2 separate regions of the Mus musculus genome follow, and region 2 is linked to region 1. A link is a loop called in an ENCODE intact Hi-C map of the cell type or tissue named here. Cell type or tissue: left cerebral cortex. All regions are shown on one strand. Each heading gives the region's core, and the rest is flanking DNA. Links, peaks and the distances in the headings are about the cores only.

What was found. Hi-C counts contacts between places; a loop is a spot of excess contacts. Peaks named below come from ENCODE experiments on the same cell type or tissue, not always from the same donor. Only the 100,000 strongest peaks of a DNase experiment are listed, where the experiment ranks them.
Region 2: it touches region 1 in a loop (2.4-fold over the local background); 2 of 42 quality-filtered maps call a loop at or near these places.

Annotation. Positions count from the first base shown.
Region 1 is chr16:33,297,933-33,313,909 of GRCm38, forward strand. Snx4 (sorting nexin 4) reads left to right here. Exons shown (of 14, transcript NM_080557.2): 14 at 499-1,630. The coding sequence ends at 546. Among named protein-coding and RNA genes, the nearest start is that of Snx4, 54 kb to the left of the region's middle. In left cerebral cortex, for the core only: a CTCF peak has its summit at 8,813 (motif pointing right); DNase peaks (open chromatin) are centred at 6,504 and 8,813.
Region 2 is chr16:33,481,002-33,496,978 of GRCm38, forward strand. It overlaps Zfp148 (zinc finger protein 148), which reads left to right. Exons shown (of 9, transcript NM_011749.4): 8 at 14,344-14,462; 9 at 14,745-15,977. Among named protein-coding and RNA genes, the nearest start is that of Slc12a8, 29 kb to the right of the region's middle. In left cerebral cortex, for the core only: no CTCF peak of the experiment used is centred there; no DNase peak of the experiment used is centred there.

The DNA.
Region 1 (15,977 bases), core at 4,420-12,419:
CACCAGAAGAGGGCATCAGATCCCATTCCAGATGGTTGTGAGCCACCATGTGGTTGCTGGGATTGAACTCAGGAACCCTGGAAGAGCAGTTAGTGCTCTTAACTGCTGAGCCATCTCTCCATCCCATGGTTTTCTTTTTTAAAAATCACTTATTTACATCCTGGGAGGGGGACATGTGCATGTGGGTCCTGGTGAGACACCTCACCTCTCTTCATTTTCTTCTCTTAGGAGAGGGCCTCACAGTGCTAGCCCAGGTAGAGCCTTCCTGTCTTTCAAACACAGGGTCATATCATCTACAACCAGGGATAATTGGACTTCCCTGATCCCATTTGAGTTCCTCTTATTTCTCTTAAGATCAAGGACCATATTCAACAAGAGTATGAGACCCTGCAGTCTTCCGACGTTAGAGGGATGTGTACAGATGCCCAGCCATTGTGATGTTGGCTGTGGGTCTGTCTGCTGTGTAGAATCACATTGTAAAGTTTCTTTTGTTCTCAGGGAATTCAGGTTTGGACCAATGCTAAAGAATGCTTCAGCAAGATGTAACCCCATGAAGTGACTTTTCTCTGCAATCAAAGCCCCAAAACGAAGCACAAGTAAAAGAAAATCTATTGCTACCTTATACATAGAAGCATACTGTACATGGAACAAATCAGCTTTCTTTAAGCATAGTTGTGTTCATATAGCACAAATGATACATTTTAATGAAGAATAAATATTATAATTTGAAGTTTTGGGGACTGGTGCTGATTCCAAAAAAGTTAATTTAATAAGATAACCAACAGATTGTTAGTCAGGCTCCTGATCCAGTGCCTCCGTCAGGATGTGAGTTAATCTCCATGTGCACCTCTCAGTGCCCACTGTCCAGATCTCTTCACGGGCAGTTCTTCCCAGACCAGACGCCCAGATTTACTTTGTAGGACCCACTTCTGCTATACAGTTATTTTATCTTGCCTTAGAGTTGAGCTGTTTGGTTTGACAAAGCTCAGCAGAAACTTGTTGTGAAGTCTAAGGTTTTCTTCTGTGTTCCTAGATCCTGTACCATCTGCAACACTAGAAAATGCCTTCAGTTTGTGTCTCACCAAAATTTTGATACTGGTCAGAAATTTTATACTGCCAACAACGAAGTCTCAGCTTCTCAGATTTGCAGTGGAATAGATACATTATTATAATCTAGAAATTGCTATATAGAGAGTATTAATTTAACATTATTATTCTCAGATAAGAAGTGTTAACTTCGGCAGCAGCCTCCATTTCTTCTGCTCGGCTCTGTGCTCATGGCGTTTCAGGGTACGAGGTGTAGCATCTCCATGTGTGAGACACTCGTAGTGAGCACATGTGAGCGGTACCGTCACCATTAATGTGCGTTTCTGTTGCCTGGCTGTGATTTTTGTAAAGATAAATGATGTTGTTGTGCTTTAGTGTGTGTTTCATGGCACATGTTCAGAAGCCAAGCACACTCTCTGCCAGCTTGCAGACTCCTCCTAACCGTGCACTCATTATTTCTAATGTTTTAAAACTATACTCAGTACTGTTTGACATTTGACTTTTTTACATGTTTAAAATGTTGCTGGATTTTTGTGCTGTTTGCCAAACTTATATAATAAAGGAAGTGTTGTGTTTATTTCCAGAAGATTTGTATTATTTTAAGATGATCCATGTATGTAAATACCTGATTTTTTGTGAGAAAATAATGCATGCCATATTATGTTTTAAAGTGGCCTGATGTTGGTGTTTTGAGAAACAAGATACTAAAATTAGAAAAGATTTAAATTTTTTTGTTATGGTTTTGCTCTGGTTTGATTCTTTTTGAGACAGGGTTTCATGTAGCCTGGGGGCCCAGTCCTGGAAGTAGTTTTATAGATAAGGCTAGACACAAAAACCTATCTCTGCCTCAAAAGAACACCTATCTCTGCCACCCAAGTGAGTGCTGGGATTAAAGGCATGAGCCACTCTTGGCTTTGCTATGGTTTTCGAAAAGATAAGGTTGGTAGAAGCAAAATTTTTCAATGTGATACACATTTTCTTCTATGTGTGCCAACCTCTGTTGATTAACAAAACACCCTTCTACTTGGTAGTTAAAATCACAGCCTAGGACTCGGGCTGTAGCTCATAGTGTGCTCCTCCGTGTGTGCCAGGCCCTGGGTTCCATTCCTATCACCACAGAAAAGTAAAGAAGACAAGCGTCATTCACTCGGGTGATCCCAGCACTCAGGAGGGAGGGCAGCCTAGGCTACATAGTTCCAGGCCAGCGTGAGCTAGCTACAAAGCGAAGCCTTCCCCTGACCCCTGACCCCTGACCCCCAAAGAAACCTCTTTCATAAAATGACTTTTAACAGAATGTGATAAGGTTTTTTTTGTGGTGGGGTTGGGGGGTATCTGTTTTGTATGTTTAGATTTATAATATGTGTTTTGAAAGATGAATTTAAAGCCAAATGTGCTGGTGTGTGTGCCTGTAATCACAGCTGCATAAGGCTGAAACAGTAGGACCCTTCAGCCCACAAAGGAGCTCACAGTGCAGCTAGGTAGAGTGCTTGCCTAGCTGGAGAGAAGTACTGGCATTGAGTCCTAGCACTGAGAACTCTGACCTGGCCTGTAAGCCCAGGCTCAGGAGGCGGACGGGGGCTGGAGGATCAGAAGCCCAGGGGACCTCCTGGGTCACTTAGAGAGTTAGAGACGGGACTGCAAGGGACCACGCTGCCTCAGGGAAAGGAGAAAAGAACCAGTATATGATCCAGTATTGCCGTTTTCTGAGTAAATACTTGAGAGAATGGAGAACAGGGTTTCTAAAGGAGAGCACGCCTGTGCACACAGCAGCAGTACTCATGACACCTAGAACATGGAAGCAGCTGAGTTTTGTTTTGTTTTAAAAGATTTATTTATTATTGTATGTAAGTACAGTGTAGCCGTCTTCAGACACACCAGAAGAAGGTATCAGATCTCATTGTGGATGGTTGTGAGGCACCATGTGGTTGTGGGATTTGAACTCAGGACCTTTGGAAGAGCAGTCAGTGCTCTTAACCCCTGAGCCATCTCCAGCCGTTTGGTTTGGTTTTGGTTATTTTATTTTTTGAGACTAGGTTTCTCTGTGTACCCTTGGCTGTTCTTGAACTCAGAGAGATCCACCTGCCTCGGCAGTGCTGGAGTGTAGGGATCAAAGGTATGCGCCACCACCGCTGGCATAAATATTTATTGATGGACAAATGGGTTTTAAAAAATTAGGTATCAGGGTTTTTTTTGATACATTGAGTGGAGTATTGTTCAGCACTGAAAAGGAAAGAACTCTTAACAGATGCTGTTATGTGGGCTAATCTTTACTGCATTCTATAGTATTGACTAAGCCACAGATAGACAAATAGCTGTGGTCACAGCTATGTGGCACTGAGGTCCCAACCATAGAGACAGGGACTAGAAGGGTGATTGCCAGGACTGGAGGTGGAATTTCAGATTAAAAAGTGAAAAGAACTAAGTAATCAGTGCCATCATTTTGTATGAATGTAATGAATACCACTAAACTATCCTTAGATAGTTAAAGTCATTTATTTAAAAACAAAACAGTGGGGCGTGTATACAGCTCAGAGCTTTTGGAGGACCCAGATTGCTAACAGGTTGATAGGTGCATTGTTCAGAGGGATGTGTGCATAGTCGATGCACGTAAGAGTCTCAGGTGCCCAGTGCAGTGCTAGAGCCCAAACCAAGCGGAGTCCCAGGTCGCTGAGCTACTCCCTAGGCTTTCCTGCCTCACTGGCAGACACACAGTTTATGTGGGTGTGAGGGTGGGTATAGAGAAAGGAGAGAAGTCCTGGTTTTATATCTGTATCTATGTTTATATAGTGAGTAAATTTATGTAACAGATTATACCTCATTAGGACTAACTATCACATCAGAGATACTGGCCCAGCCCAAAGAAAACCAGCAGTGTCCCTATGCTGTGTCTGGCTGCAAATAACTGGAAAAGCAGCTGGCTTCATCCCCCTATCTGGGGCAGCTCACATGAGGTCTACCTTATGGTCTTGGCACAGCAAAGCCTTCCATCTCCATTTCTTTCCATTGTGCAGTACATCCGAAGAGCAGTGAAGGGTTAAGATGGAAGAGTTCAATGTATAAAAATGTCCTGTATGTGTTAAAATAGCTGTAGGGATTCGTCTAGGCCAGTAATAAGTTAGTTTCTTCCTCCCTCCCTCCCTCTCTCCCTCCCTTCCTTCCTTCCTTCCTTCCTTTCTTTTGGTTTTTTTTTTCCCCCGAGACAGGGTTTCTCTGTGTAGCCCTGGCTGTCCTGGAACTCACTCTGTAGACCAGGCTGGCCTCAAACTCAGAAATCCACCTCTGCCTCCCGAGTGCTGGCCCAGCCAGTAATAAGTTTCTAAACTGTGACGTTTAAGTGCTTTCTTTATTGTAATTTGTTTTGTTCTGTTTCATCTATCAGTTATAGAGGCAGGCGTGTCTTAGAGTTTCTATTCCTCCACAAACATCATGACCAAGAAGCAAGTTGGGGAGGAAAGGGTTTATTCAGCTTACACTTCCACATTGCTGTTGAACACCAAAGAAAGTCAGGACTTGAACTCAAGCAGGTCAGGAAACAGGAGCTGATGCAGAGGCCATGGAGAGATGTTACTTACTGCCTTGCTTCCTCTGCCTTGCTCAGCTTTCTTTCTTTCTTTTTTTTTTTTTATTAGGTATTTTCCTCATTTACATTTCTAATGCTATCCCAAAAGTTCCCCCATACCCTCCCCCACCCACTCCCCTACCTACCCACTCCCACGTTTTGGCCCTAGGGTTCCCCTGTACTGGGACATATAAAGTTTGCAAGTCCAATGGGCCTCTCTTTCCAGTGATGGCCGACTAGGCCATCTTTTGATACATATGCAGCTAGAGACAGGAGCTCCGGGGTACTGGTTAGTTCATAATGTTGTTCCACCTATAGGGTTGCAGATCCCTTTAGCTCCTTGGGTACTTTCTCTAGCTCCTCCATTGGGGCCCCTGTGATCCATCCATTAGCTGACTGTGAGCATCCACTTCTGTGTTTGCTAGGCCCCGGCATAGTCTCAGCTTGCTTTCTTATAGAACCCAAGACTACCAGCCCTGGGATGTTACCACCAACAATGGGCCCTCCCACCCTTGATCACTAATTGAGAAAATGCCTTACAGCTGCATCTCACAGAGGCACTTCCTCAAGGGAGGCTCCTTTCTCTGTGATAACTCTAGCTTGTGTCAAGTTGACACACACAAAACCAGCCAGTACAAGGCGTCAAGATCTCCCCCATGGACAGACGTGGTGCACTCCTGTCGTAGCAGAGGCTTTGATTGAGAACTTACAGAGCCCTGAGACAGAAGCAGTTCTTTCAGAGACAGGATTCCAGGATCTTTGAAGCCTAGATGTTAAGTACAGTACCTACTTGCATCTATAATTTAGCTATTCAGGAGACACTGAGCGGAAGGATCATTTGAGTCTGTGAATTCCTGACCAACGTAGACAACATGGTTAGACCTCCCACCATGCCCCCCCCCCCAATCAAACAGAAAGCCTTAAGTAGTTAAGACTAGAGGGAAATGACTCCTAGTCAATTGGCCTGTGTAGCTCCCCCAAGAGCCTGTGGCTGCCACTTCCATTGCCTTTCCAACAGCCTGGGAGGCTGAGCTGAGACTGGCCAAGGTTACTGTGAGGCGGGTATGGGAAGGACTCAAGGAAACAGGTGACTAAGTGCAGCCGGGATGAACGTTGCTGCTCAGTTACCCAGGCAGTTACGGTTACGATAACTCTCCAGTTCCTTCCTAAACATGAGCTGGTATATGACACCCTGGCCTGTGAGCTGGAGGCCAGTGACCTCTTACCGGTGGCTTTAGAGCAGTTGTCCTACATGAGCTAGGCCCCAAACAGCAGGCTTCCTAGTACCCCCATTAGGAACTGGAGGGACCTCAGGAATCGCCCATATCCGCCTGACCCTGGAGCCCTGGGCAGCTCAGGTTCAGTTTGCGATGGACACCAGCCCAGGAGTAACTGAAGCCCCCTGTCCTCTGGGAGAGGTGGAAACTGAAGCTCTTGGGGGAGCACCTGTGTATCCATGACAGGGACACTGCCTGAACGAAGGCTGGCTAAGGAAGCAGCAAAGGGCACACCTGGGAGGCAGTGTGCAGACCTCAGGCCTAACTTATGTGATCATAACAAAAATTCTAGATAGGGGAAGGTATGGGTGTGATCTCAGCACTCGGGAGATGGAGATGAGAGGATTGTTGTGAGTTTGAACTCATCTGGGTCTACACAACAAGTGACGGGCCACCTGGGGCCACTTAGCAATACCTGGGTCAGAAAAGCAGAACAGCTCTGGGGACTGGGAAGCCTAAGATGGAGAGGCTGTATCTGCCATCTTGATGAGTCAGCACATGGTAGAAGACAGACTACAGAGGAAGAGGGGAATCGGAAGTGGAGGGGACCCTTCCTTATGTAGAGTATGAATTCATCCTGGGCTAGATGCAGCCTGTCTCAAAAAACGGATGGGTGGCTGGGTGGGCGGCCAGGCAGGTGGGTAGGAGGATAGCATAAGAGACTGGGTGACTAAAAGCCTTTCCATAATCAACATTAACCAATTCCTGGCCCAACGCCTCTTTTTGTTTGTTTTGAAATAGGGTCTTTCTGTGCAGCCCAGGCTGGCCTCAAACCCAGAGATTCTCCTGATTGTGCCTCCGGAGTGCTGAGGGTACAGGTTTGTATGCATCACCACTTCCGGCCCAACCACCTTTTAACACTGTTGCATTGGGGGTTAACATCCAAGCACACAAACTTGGGGCACCACAGCATCGGCTTCTCATTGCTTCAGGCTTTTGGAAAGGCCACTTCGATTGCCTGACTTGGCTCAGCTTCGGTCCCCTCCTGTGCCTAGACGTACGGTCTCCCCCATTACCTCCTCTGGGAGAGCTTCCCTATGCTTCTGTTCAGAAACACCATGGCCTGAAACTGCTGAAGCTCCCCTGGAGAGGACGCAGCCTGAAGTGCTTGAAATGGCTGGCTTGTAAGTATGGAAAGAGCTCAGAGGATCAAATCCTGGTATGCATTAAGGATAGCTATAGGGACCAGGGGTCAGTGCACCCTGTGGGCCACTATGGAAGCCTCTAAACTGGAGTCCAAGTATTTTCCTTATTGTAATCTGTTTTGTTCTCCCTCATCTATCAAGTATAGTGTAGATGTGTCAGAATCTCCCGCATCATTAGATGTGGTGCACATCTGTCATATTAGGAGTTAGGGGGCTGGAATAGAAGGATCAGCAAGCAATTTGAGTCCAGCCTGGGCTACACTGTGGGACTCTGTCTCAACAAATAGTGCTTCTCTTCTACAGCAACACCCAGCTGCCTAATTTCTCGTTTTCTTTTCTCCATTTTAACCTACCTTAAAGGTATATGTCCTTTGCTTTCTGTTGCTGTGATACAAGCATCTTGGGAATAATAGGTTTATTTGGCTTACAGGTGTCAATCCATCAAGGGAGCTCAAGGTAGGAACTGAAGTGGAGACCATGGAGGAACACTGGCTTTCCCACAGGAGCACTTCAGCTGACATTTCTTATACAGCCCAGGCTGCTACCCAGAGAAGGCACCGCTCACAATGGGCTGGGCCTTCCCGCATCAATTAGCAGTCAAGACAATGCTCCCAAAACATATCCATACGCCAGTCTGATGGAGGCAGTTCTTGAACTGGGGTTTCCGCCTCCCTGGCATGTCCAGTTGGCAACCATAGCCATGCTCCCTCCCTGAATCTTGGTCAGTGAACTCTGGGGTTCACCGGTTACTTCCTCCTCAGTGATGGGATGGGATCCTCAGTGTGCCCAGCTTTTGGGGTGGATTCTTTGGCCCTTGTGTCTGTGTGGCAAGCGCATTAGCGACAACTACCTCTGCACCCCTTATTTTTGTCAGCATCTTGTGTAGCCCAGGTTAGCAAACTCCAAGTCTTCCCATCTCAGCCTTCAAGTTTACAAGCATTACAGATGTGTGCCACCATGCTCAATTCATTTATAGATTTATAAAATTGGAATCTTCAGCTGTCTTCTGCTGAGTCATTCATTCTTAAAATCTTGCAGTGTTTTTGACTTAGTGCCCCCTTGTGCCGCCATCCAGGCAGCCCTCTCCCAGTCCTTGGGCTCCTGGCTGACTTTCTCTTTATTTGTTAAATATCACTTGCTAGATTTACCCACACCCCTCCTGATCGGGCTCTCTCTCTCACCTCTGGTCCACAGTGCCTGACCAACGTAGACTTAGGTTGTGCCTGACAATGTAGTGCCTGTCTGTAATATCACTGGGGTCAGTGACAGAAACCATGAGACCAGGAATCTATAAAAAAACATCTGGGAGGGGCTGGAGAGATGGCTCGACAGTAAAGAGCACTGGTTGCTCTTCCAGAGGACATGAGTTCAACTCTGAGCACCCATGTGGCAGCTTATAACTGTCTATAACTCCAGTTCCAGAAGATCTGACACCCTTATGCCAACATACATGCACATAAAACACCAATGCACATTAAATAAACAGACTAATAATAATACTTAATAATAATAAACAGTTGGAAACCACTCCGTGAGAGCAAGTTCTCCACCAAGACATTGAATAATTACAGGACACTAGGCATTTGATGGTCATTGGTTCTTTTGATTGTGACAATCTCCTGCCCCCATATAGAGAACTTTCTATTTTAGTATGTAGAAATTAGAATTTAGAGTAAACCTCGGTCAGGCTGGCTACCTCACTTATAGGCAGTCCCTGAACTCTAGCCCAGGGAAGGAACTCTGGTGGCTGTCCCATATGGCCAGCCCTGCACTCTAGGAGTGTGCCACTAGGTGGCAGCAAAGCTAACGGACCCAGGAGAAACCTCTGGTTGAAACTGGTTTTTGTTTTATAAAAGTAGCACGGACTTTTATTGATGTGACTAAAACTAGATTATTCAACAAAATAAACATTAACCAAGCAGGCACAGTCCATGTGGTAAAAGGGCAATAAAGTAAACAGACCTTTAAACTTGGACCTTTCTACCTACATTTTGGCAATGTAATTACTCAGAGGAGACTGTCTTCTGGGGACTCACCAGGCTTGGATGATACCTCACTGTCCTACGCAGTGAAGCCTTTTGAGGGGGAGTTGAGCTTGCCTGTCCTCTAAGGAGGGCTTCCAGGGAGAATCCAGGTGCTCTACCACTGAGCCACACATCCTAACCCAGTCCTTCTGAGAATAGGATTTGTCATGTTGTCCAGGCTGGGAATATACCCGAATGCCTCCAAAAACTATTTCAAAAAGAGAAATACACACTCCACTTGGGAGAATGAAGAGATGAGAAGTTTTCACACTTTTAGATTAGAAAGATGGTATAGTATGTCCTTGTGTTTTTGTCTTGGATATTTTTGTTGTTGTTATTTTATTGGGTTCTTATACCTACCACACTTCCAGTCCTTATTCCACCTTAATGCCTTCCATCCTCCCACCGCAACACTAGGTAAGAAAGAGGTTTAGAAGGGAAAGGTATAGACCTCTTTATACTACTTCCTGCTGACTAGGGGCATTGGGTTCCGTGGCAAATCCAATCTCTATCTTCAGGACATCTCCAACCAGCAATCCAGCAATAGCAAGTGCAGCAGAGCCCAGGAGGAAGCAGGAGGAACCAGAAGCAGCCTCCACACGCGTGCTCAGGGCTCTCGCATTTATACCCTCTCAAGAGTCGCCAGAATTCCAAATATAAACAATTTTTTAGCTGGCAAAGATCACACCCCTCCTAGAATATGAAAAAAAAATCACAGCAGCTGTGGACAAACTAAAGGAACCTCTATCCCACACCTGAGATTAAAACAAAAACATGCACATAGCATAACTGGGTTTTTTTTTTTTTTAAGAAACCAAGATTCACCATATATTCTTCAACACACACACATCATGAAGGACTTAAAAGGTTGTTTTTCTGCTTGCCTCTGCTGACAAAGCAGTTGGCACGGAGCCAGACCATACCCACTCAAGCCTCGAGGACAGGGTACTTGGGACTGGCACACAGACATCTCTCTTCACATGGTCAGCCTACGAGCAGCCCGGCCCCACACTCAGTGTTTTGCGGACAGAGATCTTTGAACTCACAGCATGGGTTGGTCACTGGCAGGTGCCGGTCTCATCGTGCTTGTCTGTCTACTCCACAGCCAGAGGAGAAGCTTCAGGCCCCAGACATCACTGTAAAGCTGGAGGCTGCTCCTCCCTGCAGCTGCCAGCACAAGTCAAATATGGCCTAGTGGTCCACAAGTGCCAGTCGCTCGGCTGGCATCAGCTCTCCCCTGAGCCATGGCCACCCCTGCTCTCTTCACATCCTAGTCCAGAACCTGACAGTCTGGGGATGGTGGCCCATGCCTCTGATACCAGCCCCTGAGAAGCTGAACAAGAGAGGCTATGTGACTTTGAGGCCATCCTGAACTACGTAGTACCAGGCTAACCCAGGCAACAACATCACAAGAGCCATGCATTTTCTGTGTTCCTAGCAGGGCCTCTCATTTCCTTGAGAAAGCAACCCCATTTCCCCAGAAGTTGTGAGAAAGCTTGAGGCCAGAGAGGGAAAGTGACTTTGCTATGTTTACACACAGGTCTTCCTCATATGATAACCAGTCCCTGTTAGAATGGGAGGAAGGGTCAGGGAAGGGCAGGCCAGTGAGGTTTGTGTCTGGAACTGGGCTCAGGCTGAGCCTGCTGGTGGTGAAGGCTAGAGAAGAGAGGAGCAGAGGCTCATGGGAGACTGCGTTTTCATTTTTGATGGGAGCTTCCCTCATGAGCCGTGCAATTAGGCACTCAATGAATCTGAAACATTGCCTTTTTGAGGATTTCGAAGGAAATATCCCATCCTGGCTGCTTAGAAACTCAAACCAGAACCAGAAGGCTGGGGGCTGTTGGAGTCCATTGATTTGCCTCGTGAGTTGACATTAATTTGTAGATTCCCCATTTGGGGCCCTAACTAGGCATAAAATGAAATTAACTAATTAGTACAAATGTCTGCAAGTGCTAACAGAACAATTACATGAGGAGGGAGTGGGGAGAGGGAAGGGGACTTGACAATTGAGTTCTTTTCCCAGTCAATGCTGAGCTGCAAAAAGCAGAAAACTAAGCTTGGCTACAAACAGCTTGGGGCCATCGTGCAGTCCTATGCATGCAGATGGGTCCACTCCCAGGTCACTCCACCTGCTCATCCTGACCTTGGTAAAACTTGAAATCTACTTGCTACAAAACCCTAGGCCCGTCTCTTTGCTTTATTCCCTGAACCCTGGAGCAGCTTAGAACATCTGGCTTCAAGGTGCTGGGTACCCATGAGCCCTGGGGGCCTGAACTCAGGCTGGAGTGTCTCAAGGTGGGGGAGGGGCACCATCTGGAAGCCCTTCATGGTAGGCCAGCTAAGAAGCAGCTAGAGAGTAGAGTTGTGTTTGAGAGGTGAGCTACTCCTTCCATTTTGCTATGTTTTGGATCTTTTAAAAAGAATTTATTTAACTGTGCAAGGTAGCGCATGCCTTTAATTCTTGCACTTGGGAGGCAGAGGCAAGTGGATCTCTGTGAGATCAAGGATAGCCTGGTCTACATAGACAATTTGGGATCAGCCAGTGCTACATAGTGAGACCATATCTTAAAAGAATATTTATCATCATCATCATCATTATTAGTGTGTGTGTGCGCGCACACACACACACCACCACCACCACCACCACCACACACATTCAAAGATCAAAGGACCACTGAGAGTCAGTTTCTTTTTCCACCATGTGGAGCCCAAGACAAGGATCCAACTTAGCTTGACAAGCTTGGTGGCAAGTGTCTTTATCCTCTGAGCCATCTTGTTAACCTATGCTTTGGTTATATGTAAGTACACTGTAGCTGTCTTCAGACACTCCAGAAGAGGGAGTCAGATCTTGTTACAGATGGTTGTGAGCCACCATGTGGTTGCTAGGATTTGAACTCCGGACCTTCGGAAGAGCAGTCGGGTGCTCTTACCCACTGAGCCATCTCACCAGCCCTATGCTTTGCTTTTAATACTTAGTTGCCAGCCATGGCACTCACTATGGGAAGGTGGTTGAACCTTTAAGAGGTGGAGCCTAGCAGAAGGAAGTCAGGTGATGGATGTTCACCCTTAAAGGGAATGCTGGGACACTAGCCCCCCCCCCCCCACCCTTCCTGGCTGCCCAGAAACAGGGAAACAGCTCTCCTCTGGTTCATACTCTCCCCTGTGCTGTACTGCCTGACCAACAGGCTCAAAGGGGTGGAGCCAAACCACAATGACCTGAATCCACGTATCAAAGCAAACCTTTTCTTCTGCTAACTTGCTTTCCCCAGGCGTTTAGTCACAGCCACATGGGGTCAGTGAAGGTAAAATAAGGCAACTGGATCAGCAAAGTCAGCCCAGCTGGGATGTAGTTAGAGCAGCAGGCCCCCAGCCCCGCCTACACCTGTGGGTCCAGCGCAGCTGGGGTGCTCCCAGCCCTGTGCTGTTCTGAGTGGCCAGGTGACTGAAGGTGTACAAAGCCACCCAGAGCTATAGAGGTAAGTCTGCTGGCTCAGCACCCATCATACCTGCACCATACTTTGCCCCTGGCCATTTGGGGGACGGGGACACCTAGGGCTGGGGTGGGAAGGAGGCCATCCCTAGGAGGCAGCCTCCTCGCAGTTTGTACACTGGCTACCTAACCTGCTCGCCCTCCACCCAGCCCTGGCCTGGCTCTGGTCTGTTCCGGTCCCTCCATGGTGATCTGCAGAGACCTGGAGATGCAGAAGCAGGCTAGCCCCCACCCAAACCCCCTCAGCGCAGGAAGGTCAATCAGTGTTGCCGTTGACTAAACACACAAGTGAGAGGCAAGGAGAGAGGACAGACACCTGAGGACCACCCAGCTCAGCCTCCCAGGCACTGCATGAGACAGACTCTGTTATCCTCTATGTTTTGCACATGAGGAAACTGAGGTTCAGAGAGGCTGGCCTACACTCAGTCCCAGTCCTTGGGGTTGCACAGGTGGGGATTTGTGGAACTTGGGGCATTTTATCACTCCAGGGACCGCTGTGGGCGTATGAAAGGGTGGTCACCTCCATGTCTCCTGAACATACAGCAGAGCCTTCAAGTAGAATCTGGCCAGGACTTTACTTAAAAAAAAGAAAAAGAAGGAGGAGAAGGAGAAAGAGGATAGGGGAGGAGAACAGGGGAGAAAGGGGAAGGGGGAGAGGGTGAGGAGGAGGAGCAGAAAGAAGGAAGAGGAGGAGAACTGGGTGTAAGTGTGGCACAAATGTATAATCCTAGCACTTGGAAGTTAGAGGCAGAAAGATCAGAAGTTCAAGGCTAACATGGGGTTATATGAGATTCTGTCTAGAAAAAAAAAAGAAGTAGAAACAAAAAATCACTGCTCTGCATGATGGACCTGCATCCTGAAAGCCGGGCAATCCTCCACTCTTGCCACCGAAACTGAAAAGGAGGGAGGGTCTTTGGGTCCCCCTCTAACTGGAAAAACTAATTTTAATGCTATCTGGTGTATCAGTGATCATAGGCAGAATTCCTGTGTACATTGAATTGGAAAATGTAATCTTAGGGGCTAGCAATGTAGCTTAGCAGGTTAAAGCATTTGCTGTCAAGCCTGATGGATGTCCTAAGTTCAATCCCAGGACTCACTCACATAGTAGAGGGAGAAAACTGACTCCCACAGCTGTCTTGTAAACTCCATACATGCCCTGTTATGAATGCACACGTGCGAGTGCACACACATACACCACACACACACACACACACACACACACACACACACACACACACACACACACGAATGCATACATAATAAGTAAGCATTTTATAAATGGAGTTTCAGGGACTGGAGAGATGGCTCAGAGGCTAAGAGCACTGGCCACTCTTCCAGAGGTCCTGAGTTCAATTCCCAGCAACCACACGGTGGCTCATAAGCACCTATAATGAGATCTGGTGCCTTCTTCTGGCCTGCAGAGCATTATATATACATAATAAAAAAATTTTGGGGGCGGGGAGGCAGAGGCAGGCGGATTTCTTTTTTTTTTTTTTTTCTTCTTCTTTTTTCTTTTTTCGAGACAGGGTTTCTCTGTGTAGCCCTGGCTGTCCTGGAACTCACTTTGTAGACCAGGCTGGCCTCGAACTCAGAAATCCGCCTGCCTCTGCCTCCCAAGTGCTGGGATTAAAGGCGTGCGCCACCACGCCCGGCAGCAGGCGGATTTCTGAGTGAGGCCAGCCTGCTCTACAAAGTGAGTTTAAGGACAGCCCGGGCTACACAGAGAAGCCCTGTCTTGAAAAACAAAACAAAACAAAACAAAACAAAACAAAACAACCTTCTTTTCAATGGATTTTTAGGAGTGGGGTTATACTTCAGTGGTGGAACACCTACCTATGGGCTTTCGAAAGCGCATACGTTTGAATGTGGGGTCCCAGTTGGTGGAACTGTTTGGGAAGGATTAGGAGGTGTTGAACGAGGTGAGTCACTGTCAGTGGGCTTTGAAGTTTCAAAAGATTTTGTCATTCCTAGTTTCTCTTTCTGTCTCCTCCCTGTGCCAGGACACCTGCCCTAATTTAAATTTAAGATGTGAGCTCTCAGCAGTTTCAGCCCCCAAACTTTTGTTCCACCATCAGGGACTTTAACCCTCTGAAACCATAAGCTTAATTAAGTGCTGGTTTTTATAAGTTGCCTAGGTTGTGGTGTTTTGCTTTTTATTAACTAATTAATTAATTAATGTGTATGGGTATTTTGCCTGCGTGTAAGTCTGTGCACCATGTGTATACCTAGTGCCTGTGAAGGCCAGAGGAGGGCATCAGATCCCCTGAGACTGGAGTTACAGACAATTATGAGCTGCCATGTGTGGGTGCTAGGAATCAGATCTGGGTCCAATGGAAGAGCAGCCAATGCTCTTAACCACTGAGCCATCTAATAGCCCCTGCCCTGGTATTTTATCACCACAACAACCAAAATGTAACTAAAGCACCATCCAGAAAGGAAAGGGAAAGGAGAAGAGGAAGAAGAGGAGAAGTAAGAGGAGGAAGAGGAAGAAGAAGGGGAAGAGGAGGAGGAGGAAGAGGAGAGGAAGAGACCTCTTGGGCTCTAGAGAAACGGCTCAGTGGTTTGGAGCACACATTTCTTGCACCCAGCACCCACATCAGGTGGCTCACAGCTACCTGTAACTCAAGCTCCAAGGAATCTCCCCTCTGGCCCCCAGACACACATACACACATACACACATATACACAAACAGGAATAAAATGATCTTAAAAAGTCAGTGCTAAGCCGGGCGTGGTGGCCCACGCCTTTAATCCCAGCACTCGGGAGGCAGAGGCAGGCGGATTTCTGAGTTCGAGGCCAGCCTGGTCTACAGAGTGAGTTCCAGGACAGCCAGGGCTACACAGAGAAACCCTGTCTCGAAAAAACCACAACCAAAACCAAAACCAAAACCAACAAACAAAAAGTCAGTTCTGTTTGTCTTGAACTCTCCAAGCAGGTGGAAGAAGACAGGGTTAGAGTTGGATACAATTGCAAAGACACTTTCTTGATGAGATCGGTAGCCATCCTGGAGCAGCCCATCCACTCTGAATGTGTAAAAGAAGAGGTGCTGTTTGCCTGCCCCACCTTGTGGAGGGGTCTCATGGGGGACCTTAGTAACTGTACCAGTTACTAGTGACAGCAGAACCACTAGCAAGTTAGTACCTTAAAGCACCATCACCACAGACTCGCTCAATGTCATTCCACAGGCTGGACTCTGTGGGGACAGCTCGCCAGTGTTCCTGGGCTGTCGGTTTCAAAATGGCTCACTCATGTTTTGGCTAGAAGATTATTGGCCGAGGGCCAAGCAGTTCACATCTTTAATACTAATGACTGGGAGGCCGAGACAGGAGGATTGCTACATGTCTAAGGCTAGCCACATCTACATGGCAAGTTCCAGGCCAGTTAGGGCTACATAGAGTGGTCTGATCTCAAGACTGTCACCCACTCAAAAAAGAA
Region 2 (15,977 bases), core at 3,101-11,100, 180 kb after region 1:
GGTAATGAGTTTACATTAATATATTCTGAAATATGTAGAAATGTAAGTCTAAAACTTTGGCAGATACTAGGCTTAGATTTTTTTTTTTCCTATTACAATTGGAACATGTAAGAAAAGGCCTGGAGGTGCAAGTTTTATTATTTACTTCAAAAAATCAACAATTTAGGTAAATGGGCTTTGGTTTAGTGCTTCTATCCCCACTACCCATGATTTTATACTAAGGCCTTTGAAGGGTCACCAGCTAGTGTGCTAGCCCTACAGTATGGCAGCTAACTTGTCCACTGGCTCACTTGTGGCCACTAATGGCCAGTACCAGTACTGCCTCTGTGTCTGTAAAGTGCTGGGTCTCACTGCCTAGTCTCTCTGCAAGGTGCTACCCTGGCTGATAATAGAGGGTTCTTCTTCTTGGGGAAGTTCATGTCACAGTCATGGCCTTAGCGTTGAATTCCCTTGTGCACTTGGCATAATATTCCAAGACATCTAGCAGTCAGTCAGCCAGCCCAAAGCCAAGCTGTGCCAGCCCTTGTCATAACATGGCAAAACCGCTGGCCTGGGCTTTCATGTTAATAGGCCAGAGCCATGCTGGAATCCTGACCCTGTAAACCAGGCAGGGTACAGTATGCAGTGGAGGCTGGCAGGAGTGGTGGTGGGCCCCTTCTTCATTGACTGTACTGTTTCAGCCCTTTAGCTGCCTTGCACAAGCATGAAATAAAGTCCAAATGCATCTGCCCTGCAAAACAAACAAAAGCTCATTATATTATCTTATATATCACACATATATATATCATACAAACTTACATAGCACATATTTTCCTAGACAGCTGGTTAATCTTTTTTTTTTTTTTAATGCAACTAAAGCACCAAAAAGAAATGAATTTGAGCAGCTCTGATGGCACATTTCTGAAATCTCAGCATTTAGAGGGCAGGAGAATTACTGTAAATTTGAGTTTGCATTGCCTACATATTGTATTTCAGACACAGATACTGGGCACAACTTCATTAAATAAATAAATAAATAAATAAATAAATAAATAAATAAATAAATGGAAAATGCCCACAACAACTTCAATAAATAAATAAATAAATAAATAAATAAATAAATAAATAAATAAAAGGAAAATGCCCACAATCATATTGTATTGTCATTGGAAAATATTTTAAGTATGTGACTATTTTATACTTAACATTGTTTAGAAAGATTAATGCTATACTTAAACTAAAATGCAGTTAGTACATTATATGTGAAATTTCATTGTAATTTCAGTTCAAGACCTGTGTTCATTTCTAATCATATTTAATCCAAAAGTCAGTTAAAAAAAATCCCATGAGCACTCCCTCCTGTCAGCAACAGCTGTATAAAGTTTCAGGTGTACTATTTTAATATTGCTGAGCTTGTTTCCAAATACTCTGGCATAACTCTCTAAGACCCTTCTCAGACTTACTTTCCGAGGATAACACTGAAGTTGTGATCCTTCTGCCTCATGTGCTGGGCTGACAGGCATGCGCCCCATACCTGGCCCGTGCTTCTCAGCCAGAGACTAGAGCAGCCAAATGATAAGAGGAAATAACAGCCCAGAAATAGAGCTGTTCTTTGTAGGGATATCAGAAGGAGACTTTAAAGTGTAAACTGTCACTTATGTAGTATAGAAAATAGATGAAAAATAAATTTTACCAAAGAATTGCATCCTATGAAAAGCTCTTGAAAGTTCTAGAATTGAACAGTATAGTAAGTGATACAAAAGAGGCTACAAAAGAGAAGATTAGTAGATTGGAAGTCATTGAGAGAAAAATAACATGGAAAACACCCAGATTTATAGTATAAACATTTCTTCACTTCTCTCAGGAATAGTCAGTCTGTAATGCTCTACACCAGATGGGTGAGAGAATCTGCACATGGTGGAGCTAGAATTCAGGTTATAGCGGAGTATACCTTTGTCATTAGAATTCTAAAAATGAACTGGAACTAACAGCATTAGCAGAGAGTGACCATGCTTCTAAATATTTAGAACAGACACTAAATTAAACTCAAAAGTCCTTTTAACACCAAACAGCACGGGAGGGAAGCATACAGGCAAGCTACAGGTGTTGGTGTATGTCTGCAGCCCCAGCACTCTGGAGAAGGGCAGAAAGGCTACATACACAGTGTAAACCAAGGGCTGAGGGCACAGCTTGGTGTTACAGTGCTTGCCCAACATGTGCCAGGCTCTTCTTCCTCTCCAGCACAGCAAAAGGGGGTAGGGGGCTTTCATTTCAAAATAACTGAACCTGTAAAGACTGAATACTTTAAAGTTATGTGTGCACAGGTATGTGCCAGAGTACATACATGGAGAGCAGGGCCAGCTTCAAGGAGTTGGTTCCCTTCTTCCACCATGGGTTTGGGTGTCAAACTGAGGTGTTGGATTTGTGTGGCAAGTGCTTTTACAAGTTCCTGCCCCCCAAGAAACTTCATAGTAACAGTACCTAACTTCCTCCCTGCGTTTCAGTTTTCTTGTTAGTGTACTTGTTCATAATTTCATGCTTCCATACTTTGAGTACTGCCTCTCCTGTCACCAGCCTTTCACCACTCCTCCTCCCACTGACCTTCCACTTCTCATCTTCTTCTTTCTCTCTCTGGGGACCACTGCATTTTAATTAGGACTGCCTGTATGAGCACTGCTGGACGTCATGTACTCTAGTAGGGGCAACTTGCCAGTGAGAAGGGGACTCACTCCACATGTAACCACTAAGGGCCTATAGTCTCAGAAAGTGGTGGGGCCTTATGGAGATCTCCCCATCCATGATTGAGTGCTTTCATAGGTACAGTTTCGTGGAAGTCTGGAGCAGGTAGCATTGATGCTGTGAATAAATGGGTACAATAGCCATATGGTTCCAGGAAGGTACAGCATAGCATTGATGCCTGTGCCCCCTGGACTCTGGAGGGGTGATATAGGCATCCTATTTAGGGGTGAGGACTCCAGTTTCTGGGTCTTTACATTAACTCTTGTAGCTGCAAACAGAAGGGTCTGTGACCAGGGCTGAGAGCAGCTCTCACCTATGGCAGTGAACGTCCATTTTTGTTTTAGATGGGCTTTTGTGTATCCTTCCCTGGCCTTGAATTCTCTTTGTGGTTGAGAATAACTCAGAATTTCTGGTCTTGGCTGTATACCTCCCCAGTGCTGAGACTACAAGTATACACCACCACACTTCATTTATATAGTATTAGGGATCAAACCCACTGCCTTCTGTGTGCTAGGCAAACACTCTACTAGCTGAGCTATATCCCAGGCCCTAGCTCATTTTTTTTTTTCAGTAAAGATAATAAAGTCATCAGATATTGCATCTTTATAGATCCATTTTTAAATCAGTATAGAGTTCTGTACCCAGGAAACTATCCATCCAAAGTGTGGATGGAGTAAAACTGTATTCAGATGAACAGAAACCAAGAACATTTATTATCAGTGGTCCCACAATTTAAGAGCTATAAACATTCCTTAGATGGAAGAAAAATGATCCCATATGAAAACAAGGAAGTAGGACCAGCAACATGGTTCAGCAGTAAAAGTTCCGGTCATGCAACCCTAATGGCCCGAGTTCTACCTCTAGAACTGTGAAATAGCCAGACGTGGTGGTGAAATAGCCAGACATGGTGGTGTGCATCGATAATCCCAGCATTTCTTACAGAAGGTAGAGATAGGAGATGTGTGTGAAGTTCATGGGCTTGCTAGCCTGGAGTACAGAGCACAGCAATAGAAACGAGAAAGACCCTGCCTTAACACAGTGGGGAGAGAGAAACAACTCCTTCAAGTTGTCCTTTGGCCTCCACATGTACACCTTCTACATATACATCACACACACAGTGATGAAGAGAAGAGAAAAACATGGAGAGGCAGAGAAAGACAGAAGAGTGGCAGGGACATCAAATATGTAGCTAAGGCAGATCTGTGTGAGTTTGAGGCCAGCTACAGAGCAAGTTATATATAGGACAGCAAGAACTACATGGACCAAAGCAAAATGGGAAGAAGAGGAGGAGAATTTTAAAGCAAGTCACAGTCATATAATCAAACACACAGGAAAAGAAACTGCTAAGAGATACACTTTGAGATACACTCAAAGTGTTTAAAATTGAAATGGTTTAGATTTTGTAATAACTGCTTTTGCATAAGATGCCTTAGGGTTGGATCCAAGTATCACAGGAACTTTATTGCTGTGGTGGCACATATACCCTAAAAGGTTATGTGATAAGACTTACTTCAGCTGGCTGCACTGTGGTATAGTATCCATACCATGAGAGGTTGCATGTGGAACTGCTTCCTGTCTCACTTTGGCACTCAGAAAGTTTTGGATTTTGGAGCATTTCAGATTTCGAAATTCTGGGCTAGAGGCCTGTACCTGATTAACCCCAAACCAAATGATCCAATAGTGGACAAGTGGTATATGATTATGTTTAATCCGAAAGTCCTAATGTAAATAGCTTAAATACTCCAGAATAGAGTCAGGCTATACCAAGTCAAAGATCAGGAGACATCTTTTATACGTAAGGATCAGCAAGAGGAAACACGAAAACATTAGAAAAGCATACACTGTAGACAGTTATGGCTACAGTAAACACAGCCAAAGAAGAGTTTTCAAGCATCAAACAGAAAAGATGGAAAACATGTCACCAAGGTTTGGTAACATCAGAAGACTGGATGTTTTTAAATGTGTAAGACAAGCCAACACAGAAAGGAAAAATAAAAGCAAGTTGTTCATCAGATTATTTTTTAAATCAGCTGGAAAAGAACTGGAACCATGACCACGGGGACCTGGTCTGCTCAGCCCGTTGACATTGAGATGCGTAATGCGTCATCTACAAATGTGCTAGGCCACATTCATAGCAATTCATGGATGTGGACACATCTGGACTGTGCTTTGGACATACATATTAGAGCTCATTCATCCAAAACTTACTGTCCCACATTCTTTTCAAGTATGTGATGATCGTTTACCAAAAGAGTCATAGTCTGTCATAAGCCAAGGCTCTGCACACTATCAGTATTAATCCGTAGCCAAGGGTGCAAATTTGTATATGATTTAACACAAGCATTAAAAAACAGGAAAACATTACAGCTTTGTTTTTAAAACCTGAAAATGTAGGCAGGAGATGGCTCAGAAGGTAAAGGTGCTTGTCGCCAAGCCTGCTTTCCTGAGTTAGATCCCTGAGACTTACAAAATGGAAGAGAGAGAACTGGCTTCTACAAGGTGTTCACACACTGCATGTGTGGAGGTCAGAAATCGACTTGAGAGAGCCAGTTTCTGCCTTTCACATGTGGGTCCCAGGAGTTAATCAGGTTCCCTTAAATACCAGGCTTGTCACCTTTACCACTTAGCTGTCTTTCTACTGTAGTTGTAAGAAGATTTAAAAAACAAACAATTGAGGCCAGCCTGGTCTACAAAGTGAGTTCCAGGACACCCAGGGCTATACAGAGAAACCCTGTCTCGAACCCCCCCCCCCCAAAAAAAACAAAACAAAAACAAAAAAACATAGTGTATGTGTAGGAAGGAGGTGACCTCATGGCCATAGGACCTGTAGTGATTGGGTTGGGGGGGAGGTTTGTCTGCTTCGTTTTGTTTTAGCTATTTGACAGCCCAATACAGAGAGGAGAGAGATGGCTGATTCTGCATCAGAGTATGTGGATTCTGTATAATAGCAGTGTTCATACTCTGTGGTCAACATAAAGCAGCATTCAAACTGTATTTCTCAAATGCAGTGTGTGTGCCTTGATTAGGAAGACACCAAGCGAGCTTCAACATAGTAAACAGTGTATGCTGTAGACTATAGCCAGCATCATAGTAAATGAGAGAAAGCTGAGCATTTTCTCTAAACCCTGGAATGAGATGAGGGCGGCCACTCTCTCTATTCTTACTCAATATATCACACTTTTAACTAAATAGAGCACAATTTACAGCAGCTAAATTATGAAACCAACAAGAAGTAAAGAAATGTGGTAAATATACACAGTGGACTTCCTTCAGCGATAAAGAGCAAAGTGTTTCATCTCTGGGTAAATGGGTGCAGCTGGAGATAGTCACACTAAGTGAATCTGGGCATTGTGAAAGTATCTTTTCTTTGATCTGCACTGCCTAGATTTTACATGCAAATATGTGTATACTTAAGAATATTTATCTTGGCTGCTCTATTCTGACAGAGTCCCCCCAGGTTGTATTGATATAAGTTTTATTTATGATTGTTACACATTAAGAGTATATATTTTTATGGGGGGCAGAACGGTGCTTCAGCGCCTGTGTACAGTGTACAGAGATGGGATCAGGGCAGTGGGCACATTCATTCCCTGATGCGGTTGTCTTTTCTTTGTGGGAGGAACAGTTGGAATCCTCTTTGGTAGGAATTGACAATAAATTGATTTGAACTACAGTTCTCCTGCTGTGCTATCGTCAGCTGTCATCTCCCCGTCCCTGCCTCTTGAACACTTCTCAAGCCTTACTGTTTATCATGTTATTTACTACTCTAAAATAAACACTTTTTTGGGTGTATGTAAAAAAAAAAACAAAAACAAAAGCATAAAAACAGTGTATGTGAAATGCAGTGCAGAGTACAGTTAATAGGAGCTGGCAGGTCTTTTTATTATAGCAAAATAATAAGGCATTAGGTGCAGGGAGTCATCAGAAAGCCTAAGGCCCCTAATTAAGGCCCTGATTAGGAAACACATTTAGTGATAAAGTTTGCTTTTGAGGATTGGTTTTTATCCCTTGATACTTTAATTAATTAGGAGATTATATTTAGTATATATTTATATATTATGTTTAGTATAACTAATAATTCACCGAGAAGGCTGAGATGCCTATATACAGTGTTGTATGAAGAGGAGGAAAACAGTCTGGTGAGGAGGATTTTTTCCTTATTAGGAATTGGGGGTGGGGTGTCAGCTGACATGTGTGTGCTGAGTGCTGTCTTCATTGTTGGTCTGTTACTTTAAAGCGCGTACTGTCAGTGCTGCCTGTAACGTTCAGAAACAGGCTAACTTCAGATACTATAAATCAGGACAGTATTTACTTATGCATTTTAAAATCTGTTTCTATGTTTTGGAATTACAAAATCATTTCTTTTTGCACATAGTAATAATAGGAAACCCGCTCATTTTACTAATTCCTAGTAATGTCACATTTAGATGACATTTGCCATTAATTAATATTATGCCTAAAGTTAGATCTGCTAGATGCCTTTGGGATGTTAATTACTTAGTATTAATAGGCCAAGGTGCTTTGTACCCATGTGTACTCCAACTGTACAGCTGGGCTGATTTAAAAAATGGAATGTTAAACTTGTTTGGTGGTGCAAACTTATAATCTCAACACTCTGGAGGCTGACAGTGTGAGGCCAGACTGCGCAGTATATCCAGCCTTCATTCAAGAGAGACAGCACCAGGTGACAGTGGCCGTGCTCATGTTGCTCAGCAGGCTGCTCTGTTCCAGTTTTCATACCTCGTTCTAGACAAGGGGTTCCCATCCTGAGGGTTATGACCCCATGTAAGGGCCACATACCAGATAATTACTATTCATAAAAGCAAAATGACAGTCATGAAGTAGCAACGAAATAATGTTATGGTTGGGGGCACCACAGCATGAGGAACTGTGTTAAAGTGTCGCAGCATCAGGAAGGGTGAGAGCTACTGTCCTAGACCAACTCTAAGCTACTTGAAGTTATGATTAGGGTTTTCTTGGGATTTTTCTCTTACTTAAGGGAATTAGTTTCCTAGTGTGTTGGGTAAACAAAGAAGTCTAAACATGAATACTTAGAAGCTAGGAAGCAGGTCCCATGTTAGCTGCTTTATTCTCAGGAATCTAGGACTAGACTACATATACAGTCTTATAAATAGATCCTTTCAAAGCTTTGTAAGAGAAACTCATTCATGAGTAGACCATATCTTTCTCTGTGGCCTGTGTTTGCCTTGAACTTAGTTCTCTAGCCTCAGCTTCCTGAATGTCCTGTCTCCCACTATGCCTGGACTAGCCTACAGTTTAAAATGAATGAATGAGGCAAACATAATACAGTGTTTTTAGAGTTCCAATTCTTAGAACTTTTCATTTTAGGCAAAGAAAAAGCATTCTATCTCAGAAAGATAGGTTTTGAAAATTGCTTCCCATTGAAGTGTTCTCAAGTTACTTTTTTCCTTCCTACTTCTTTTACTTCTCTCTCTCTCTCTCTCTCTCTCTCTCTCACAAAGATTTATTTTTACTTATATGGTACACTGTCGTTGTCTTCAGACACCAGAAGAGGGCATCAGATCCCATTACAGATGGTTGTGAGCCATGATGTGGTTGCTGGGAATTGAACTCAGGACCCCTGAAAGAGCAATGAGTGCTTTTAGCCGCTGAGCCAGCTCTCCAGCCCTACTTTTCGTTTTCTGAGACAGATTTTCTCTATAAGCCCGTCTGCCCTGGAACTCATTCAACCAGACTGGCTTCAAACTCACAAGAGATCATCCTGCCTCCCTTCCCAAGTGCTGGCATTAAAGGTGTTGATCACCGCCGCCTGGCTAAAGTCACTTCTTCATTAAGGATCTTTAGGCCACAGTTCTTTTGCCCGTTGGGTTGAACCTGAAATTGACATGTTCTCATGTTACTGTCCGGATTTTCCCCTCCTAGGTTGTGCTTGGTCTCGGATGCTCTTCTGTAGAATGTAGTTTTCCTGGCTGGTGCACAGCTCCCAGCCTGATGACTGCTCTTTCCTGACCTCCTGAGCGTGCTAGGTCTCAGTCTCAGTGCTCCCAACATTAGGAGCAAGCTCCTGGGAGTGTGGTTACTAGTCCATGTGTTGAGCTTAATAATTCTGATCTCAGTTTTGCCCAAGTTCAGTTTAAGAATGTTTTCATTTGGCATGTATGGCCTAGTTGTTGAATTATAACTATAATTAGTTTGTAGGTGTAATAACATTAATTTACTACCAGCCTCTTCACTTTATGTTAATAGCTAACATATTCTTGAATTACTGCATTGTGTCAGATTTCATTCTCAAATCACCACTAATTTTCATAAATTGTCCACTTAATGTTTGGTTCTGAGATATGAGCTAATGGTTCCATTTTACTGATGAAAATATCAACTCTGGAGGTTTATATAACATCTGTAGTCTTTTAGCTAAATACTGAGACCAGCTTTAAACCTAGCTCTTGGCTGTGGAACCAATACTCTCAAGTACTATTTTATGTTGCTTCTCTTAATCCTGCATGATCTTACTTTTAGCATAATAATTTATATAATATATTTTAAAATGTCTACTCTTAAGATATTTTAATAAATAATTTGTCCATGTGTGGGTCCTCATGCCTATAGTGCGAGCACTTGAAGCTAAGACAAGTGGCTCGCCATGAGACTGAGCCAGCCTGGGTTATGCATGTAGTGAGACCCTATCTCACTTTAAACACTAAACACTAAAGTGGTAGAGTATAAATTTCGAGTGTCAAGTATATTTTACTAAGACTAAGTGAACTTCGTCGGAGGTGGGGTTTTCTTTTCAAAGTGGGGTTGGGGTAAACAGGATCTCATAGCTTAGGCTGATCCTGAACTCACTATGTAGCCAAAGGTACCCCTGAACTCTTAATCTTCCTGCTTCTGCCTCCTAAGTACAGGTGTTCTCAGCTTGTGCTACCATGTCTAGGTCACAGATATGTTTGCCCTAGGTTTTTCATTGAGTTCATTATTTTAAAGTTTACTTATACTATAGTTAGTAATACATTTTCTTGACTATTTAAATTCTTTCCATTCATTGTAATAAAGAAGTAACTAAATGATAATAACAGGGTTGTAGTGTGTAGAAGAATGCACATGGCAGCTTTTGAAACTAAAGAAGGGTTAGAGTTGAGAAGTTGAATCCAAGAGAAAGGCAGAGGCCAAAGAGACTCGAAATTTCTTTTATCTTAAGACCACTGATAGGCAAGATAGACTCAGGAGGCAGAGGCAGAAATAACTCTGTGAGTTTGAGGCCAGCTTGGTCTACAGAGTGGTTCTAGGACAGCCAGGGCTACACTGACTTGGACCACTGATAGGCTTTTAAAGCGATCAGTGTCTCTTACTGTGCTGTGGAGTTAGAAGAGGAAAATGTGTCCTGGCAGGATGACTGCTGTTAGGGTTTTAAAATGTTTTTAGAAGGCTTGGCCCTTAGCTGATGGACCTCAGTCACAACACAAGTGGATTACCCTTTGATGGATTCATATAATGATGACATAATTGGGAAAGAGTAAAAAATTAAAGTAGGGCCTGGTTGTGGGAACGGGGTCACCGGGGTTTGTAGTCCGTGGGGGCTACAACTTCTCCCTTCTTTCCTGGTTTTCTCTGCTTCCTGGCCATCATGAGATGAGCAATTCTGTTTTAGCAGTCCTTAAGAGTAGTTTACTTATCGTGTGTGTGTGTGTGTGTGTGTGTGTGTGTGTGTGTGTATGTGTGTGTGAGAGAGAGACGAGAGACAGAGAGAGAGAGACAGAGAGAGACATGGATTTGGGCATGCATGTGCTATGCACACACATGGAGGTCAGAAGTCAAAACCTAGAGTCAGTTCTCTGGTTTCACTCCAGGTTCTAGGGATTGAGGTCCATTTGTCAGGTTTCTGTAGCAACTGAAGGAGGAAAGGGTTTTACTGGTTACAACCCATCATTTAGGAAACCAGGATAGAAGCCAAAACCATGGGAGAGCGCTGCTCCTTGCTCAGTGTTCCAGCTTGGCTTGCTTTCTTACACTGTCTAGGCCCACATGTGTAGAAATGGTACACCCACAATAGGCTGGGCCCTCCCACTGTCAATTGACAGTTAAGACAATCACTCATAGACACGCCCACAAGCCAATTGATGGAGGCAGTTCTTCGTTATGGTTATCTAGGTATATCAAAGTGATAAAAACTTGTGGGAACACATGGCATGCACTTTTACCACTAAGCCTTTTGATGGCTGCCACCACTGCCTTAGACCTGTTTTCTACCTTATCACATATACAAAGCCAATGGAGCCAGCCACACCAAAACCTGTGAACGTGTGAGCGAAGTGAATCTGTCTTTTAAATTATCTAGTTCAGATATTAGTTGCAACAAGAGAAAGGTGGCCAACACAGCTAGTTAGAAGGACATTACCTCCCCCTCCAGCCTGGGAAATTCTTTTGAACTAATGATGACAGTAGGAAATTTAGAGGAATCAGTAGGACCTGTTAATTGGAAAAATAGGAAGAGACACGGAAGGTTGTACAGGCCTCTGGCTCAGACAGCTAAGTGACTAGTAGCAACATTTTAATCTACGCTGCGGTTAGCAATCTTCAGTTTACTGTGAGATGCTATGTATTTGAGATCCTAAGTATCAGAATGTCAGGAGTGGCGAGATGATCCAGTGGTTAAAAAGTACTGGCTGCCCTTGCAGAGGATCCAGGTTCAATTCTCAGCATATATACACTGTGGCTCCCAACCACCTGTAACTTTAGTTCCAGGAGATCTGACACGTACTTCTGGCCTCATCCAGCATTAGGCTCGCATGTGGTAAGCATATACACATACAAGCAGATATTCATACACATAAAATAAATAAGTCTAAAATGAAAAAAAAAAAAAGAGATACGTTGAGTAGACAAAGCGTATGGGTCTGGGGATCAAATTTGAGCATAATTAAAGCCATGGCCAGAGATGACCTTTCCTCTTGCCAAAGAAAATAACATAAAAGGAGAAAGGCAGCAGGCTCAGCGACTACTGTACCGTGCCTTGCCAAGTGACAATAGGAGTATCTTTGAGGAGAAAATTAAAGAGAGAGTTGTTTGAGTGATTTGCAAGAACCGTCCTGACCCTGGTATGGTCATACCTACCATGATCCTTGCACTTGGAAGGTTGAGGCAGAAGGATGGTGAATTTAAGACCAGTTTGGGGCAAAAAAAGCAAGCTTCCAGCCAGCCTGGCATACATATCAAGACCCTGTCTCAAACAACAAAACTGTGTAGCAGAAAAGAACCATTTTGATAGGGTAGTGGATAAATCTGATTTACAATAAAGTTTAAACAAGGAGAATTAGTTCAGACTGTCAAAAATCATATTATGTCAAGCTATAGAGCAGTAGATTATGCATAAAGTGTAGGTCCTTGCTATACTCATATGTACTTTATAGAGAAAGCAAGTTCTGTTAGCTCACCACTTGAAGGCTAAAAGTGAAAATGATAGAGCTCTATGAACTTGACCTCTGGTCAGGACCCCTACCTACCACATTATCAGGTAGCATCATGACAGAATTGGAGAGATCTGAAGGGAAAATGGGGGTCCAGAGCATCCATTTAGTTTCCTTGCAAGAAGCAAATCATAGATGCTACAAACAGGAAGTTTGTTCCTTTTGAGAGTATTGTCCTTGATGATGTAATCATTTTATGCTAGGCTCCATTTCCTAAAGATCCCCTGCCTCCCAGTACCATAATAGTGAGGACCAAGCTTCCAACACAGCAGCTTTTGTGGAATACACTCAAACTGTAGCATGTGGCCATCTGTTAGAGGACTCCTGCATCCTGACTCATAGGCTGCTATGGTCTGCAGTATCAAGTGACCAAGGCAAAACATCACAGTCAGGACTAAGAAACTCCAGAGCCCTTGGGCACTAGAAACCTAGTATTGTGGAACATACTGAGATTTTTTTTTTCTTACGTGTTATGCCTTCCTGAATGACTTTTTTAAAAAATCACAAATTTTTTACTCTTCATTTAAATTTTTATACCAGTCTTAAAATTATTTAAATAGTTTATATAAAATAGGCTTCTTTTTCCAAGAGAGGCTCTCATACCCTCCAAGGGAAAAGCATTAAAAATTTTTTCTCCAAAAGAAATTTTATTAAATTGTTTTCGTTTTCACAGAAAAGATGTATCAGTCATTTATTTCCACTTCCGTTCAGCAGTAGAAACACCAAAGTTCCCAAATCAGGGACATCAGCTGTACTGCTTTCTAAGACGACATGTGGAAATAGGTAGCAAGAGTAAATCAGAAAGACGCAGGCCCACAGCTATGTAGTGAGTCCTTACCTCAAGAAGAAAATGCAGGGCTGATGAGATGGCTCAGCAGGTAAGAGCACCCGATTGCTCTTCCAAACGTCCTGAGTTCAAATCCCAGCAACCACATGGTGGCTCACAACCATCCGTAATGAGATCTGACTCCCTCTTCTGGTGTGTCTGAAGACAGCTACAGTGTACTTACATATAATAAATAAATAAATCTTTAAAAAAAAAAGAAGAAGAAAATGCAAGAGTCAGCTAAAAAAACCTTTACAAATAAATGATTTCATTCAAATTGTAGAAAGATACACCTTGTACACACATGTGTGGGAGGATATTGGGAAGGAGAATATTTTCTAACAGTTTTCAGTAACATACTCTTACTGTATGGTGGGGAAAGCATTCAAGATGACCCTGGCTCTGCTGTTCACAGACATCCTTTTATCAGTACAAGCTATTTGAACTCAAAGTAATGTTCCCCATAGCTAAGAAATCTCTAGGGAGTCAAAGGATGAGAGCAGTCATGTGTCGGGTTGACAGCACACTGGTATAATTCTTTCCACAGATGACACGAGAAACTTGGCTTTGAGATTAGAGAAGAAATAACCTTACTTTTGCTTTGCGGTTCTAGGTATGACTCTCACTCAGGACTGCATGTGTGCCATGGCGCACACACACACCACAAATGATTTCCCAACCTCAAACCTTACTTAGGAAACTTTGTCCCAGTACTTTGTGTTAGTAAATTCTCTTTTAAGATATACTTAGGCTCTAGAGTTCACTTACTCCCAAGTGCTTTTAAAGGAATTAAGAGCCGTACCCATCCTGATGATTTGAATTCAAGACCTACGACCCACAGGGTGGAAGGAGAAAACTGACTCCTCAGATTGTCCTCTCACCTCTGCACATTCAGCGACACACACATATGTCTACCACCAATACATAGAAAAGTAGAAGTCATTTAGAATTAAAAAGAGAAAAAAACCCAAAGACCTAAGAATACAATAGCCATGCCCAGACTAGCAAGCTAGCTGAATCCATTTAGGTGTTTGATGTCAAGACTTAGAGTGTGTCTGTTCAAACCCTGGGACCTCTATGGCAGGAGCGAGCCAAGTCCTACAAGTTGTCTTTTGACTGCTGTATGTGTGCTGTGGTGTGCACCACATGTGATGAAGAAATAATTGAAATCTCCAGGTGATATGTTATTTTTAAAAATCTGTACCCAAGAATTGTTAGATTGCATCAGTGCACCAATGACTCTTTCAGCCTTTAGTATATGGCAGACTTTTGGTTTGTGTTAAGAATTTCTTTTGGCAAAACAGTCCATGATTTTACAATGTTTTGTTTTAAAATTTTTAAATCATGTACTAGGTGAAAAACCATTTCGCTGTGATGAATGTGGTATGAGATTCATACAGAAATATCACATGGAAAGGCACAAAAGAACTCACAGTGGAGAGAAGCCTTATCAGTGTGAATACTGCTTACAGGTAAGTCAGACAGTTTGAACTCTCCTACCTTAACTGCAGTGCAAAATCACTAACAAGTTAGGCACCATTTAGTACTAGTATCATTTGAGATTTTTAGGCTCTGATCAGATTTATAATAGAAACTTGATCAGTGAATTGGTTTAGAATTATTTATATTGATATTAATTATCTTGTTTCTTTTCTTCTCTTCCTTGTTGACCAAAAAAACAAAAACAAAAAACACCAAATAAACAAACATAAAAACAACAACAAAATACCACTTCCAACCTCTGATTTCAACAGTATTTTTCCAGAACAGATCGTGTATTGAAACATAAACGTATGTGCCATGAAAATCACGACAAAAAACTAAACAGATGTGCCATCAAAGGTGGCCTTCTGACATCAGAGGAAGATTCTGGCTTTTCTACATCACCAAAAGATAATTCACTGCCAAAAAAGAAAAGGCAAAAAACTGAGAAGAAATCGTCTGGGATGGACAAGGAGAGTGTGCTGGACAAATCTGACCTGAAGAAAGACAAGAACGATTACCTGCCTCTCTACTCGTCGAGCACTAAAGTAAAGGATGAGTACATGGTGGCAGAGTATGCTGTTGAGATGCCACACTCATCAGTGGGAGGCTCTCACCTAGAAGATGCATCTGGAGAAATACACCCACCCAAGTTGGTTCTCAAAAAAATCAATAGTAAGAGAAGTCTGAAGCAGCCCTTGGAGCAAAGTCAAACCATTTCACCCCTATCCAGCTATGAAGACAGCAAAGTTTCCAAGTACGCTTTTGAGCTTGTGGATAAGCAGGCGTTACTGGACTCAGAAGGCAGTGCTGACATCGATCAAGTGGATAACTTGCAGGAGGGCCCCAGCAAACCTGTGCACAGCAGTACTAATTACGACGATGCCATGCAGTTTCTGAAGAAGAAGCGGTATCTTCAAGCTGCAAGTAACAACAGCAGGGAGTACGCACTGAATGTGGGCACCATAGCCTCTCAGCCTTCTGTGACACAAGCCGCCGTGGCCAGCGTCATTGATGAAAGCACCACAGCATCCATACTGGATTCCCAGGCACTGAATGTGGAGATTAAGAGCAATCATGACAAAAATGTTATCCCAGATGAGGTCCTGCAGACTCTGCTGGATCATTATTCCCACAAACCTAATGGACAGCATGAGATTTCCTTCAGCGTTGCAGATACTGAAGTGACTTCTAGCATATCAATCAATTCTTCCGATGTACCTGAAGTCACCCAGTCAGAGAATGTTGGATCAAGCTCCCAAGCATCCTCATCAGATAAAGCTAACATGTTGCAGGAATACTCCAAGTTTCTGCAGCAGGCTTTGGACAGAACTAGCCAAAACGATGCCTATTTGAATAGCCCGAGCCTTAACTTTGTGACTGACAACCAGACCCTTCCAAATCCGCCAGCATTCTCTTCCATAGACAAGCAAGTCTATGCAGCCATGCCCATCAATAGCTTTCGATCAGGAATGAATTCTCCACTAAGAACAACTCCAGATAAG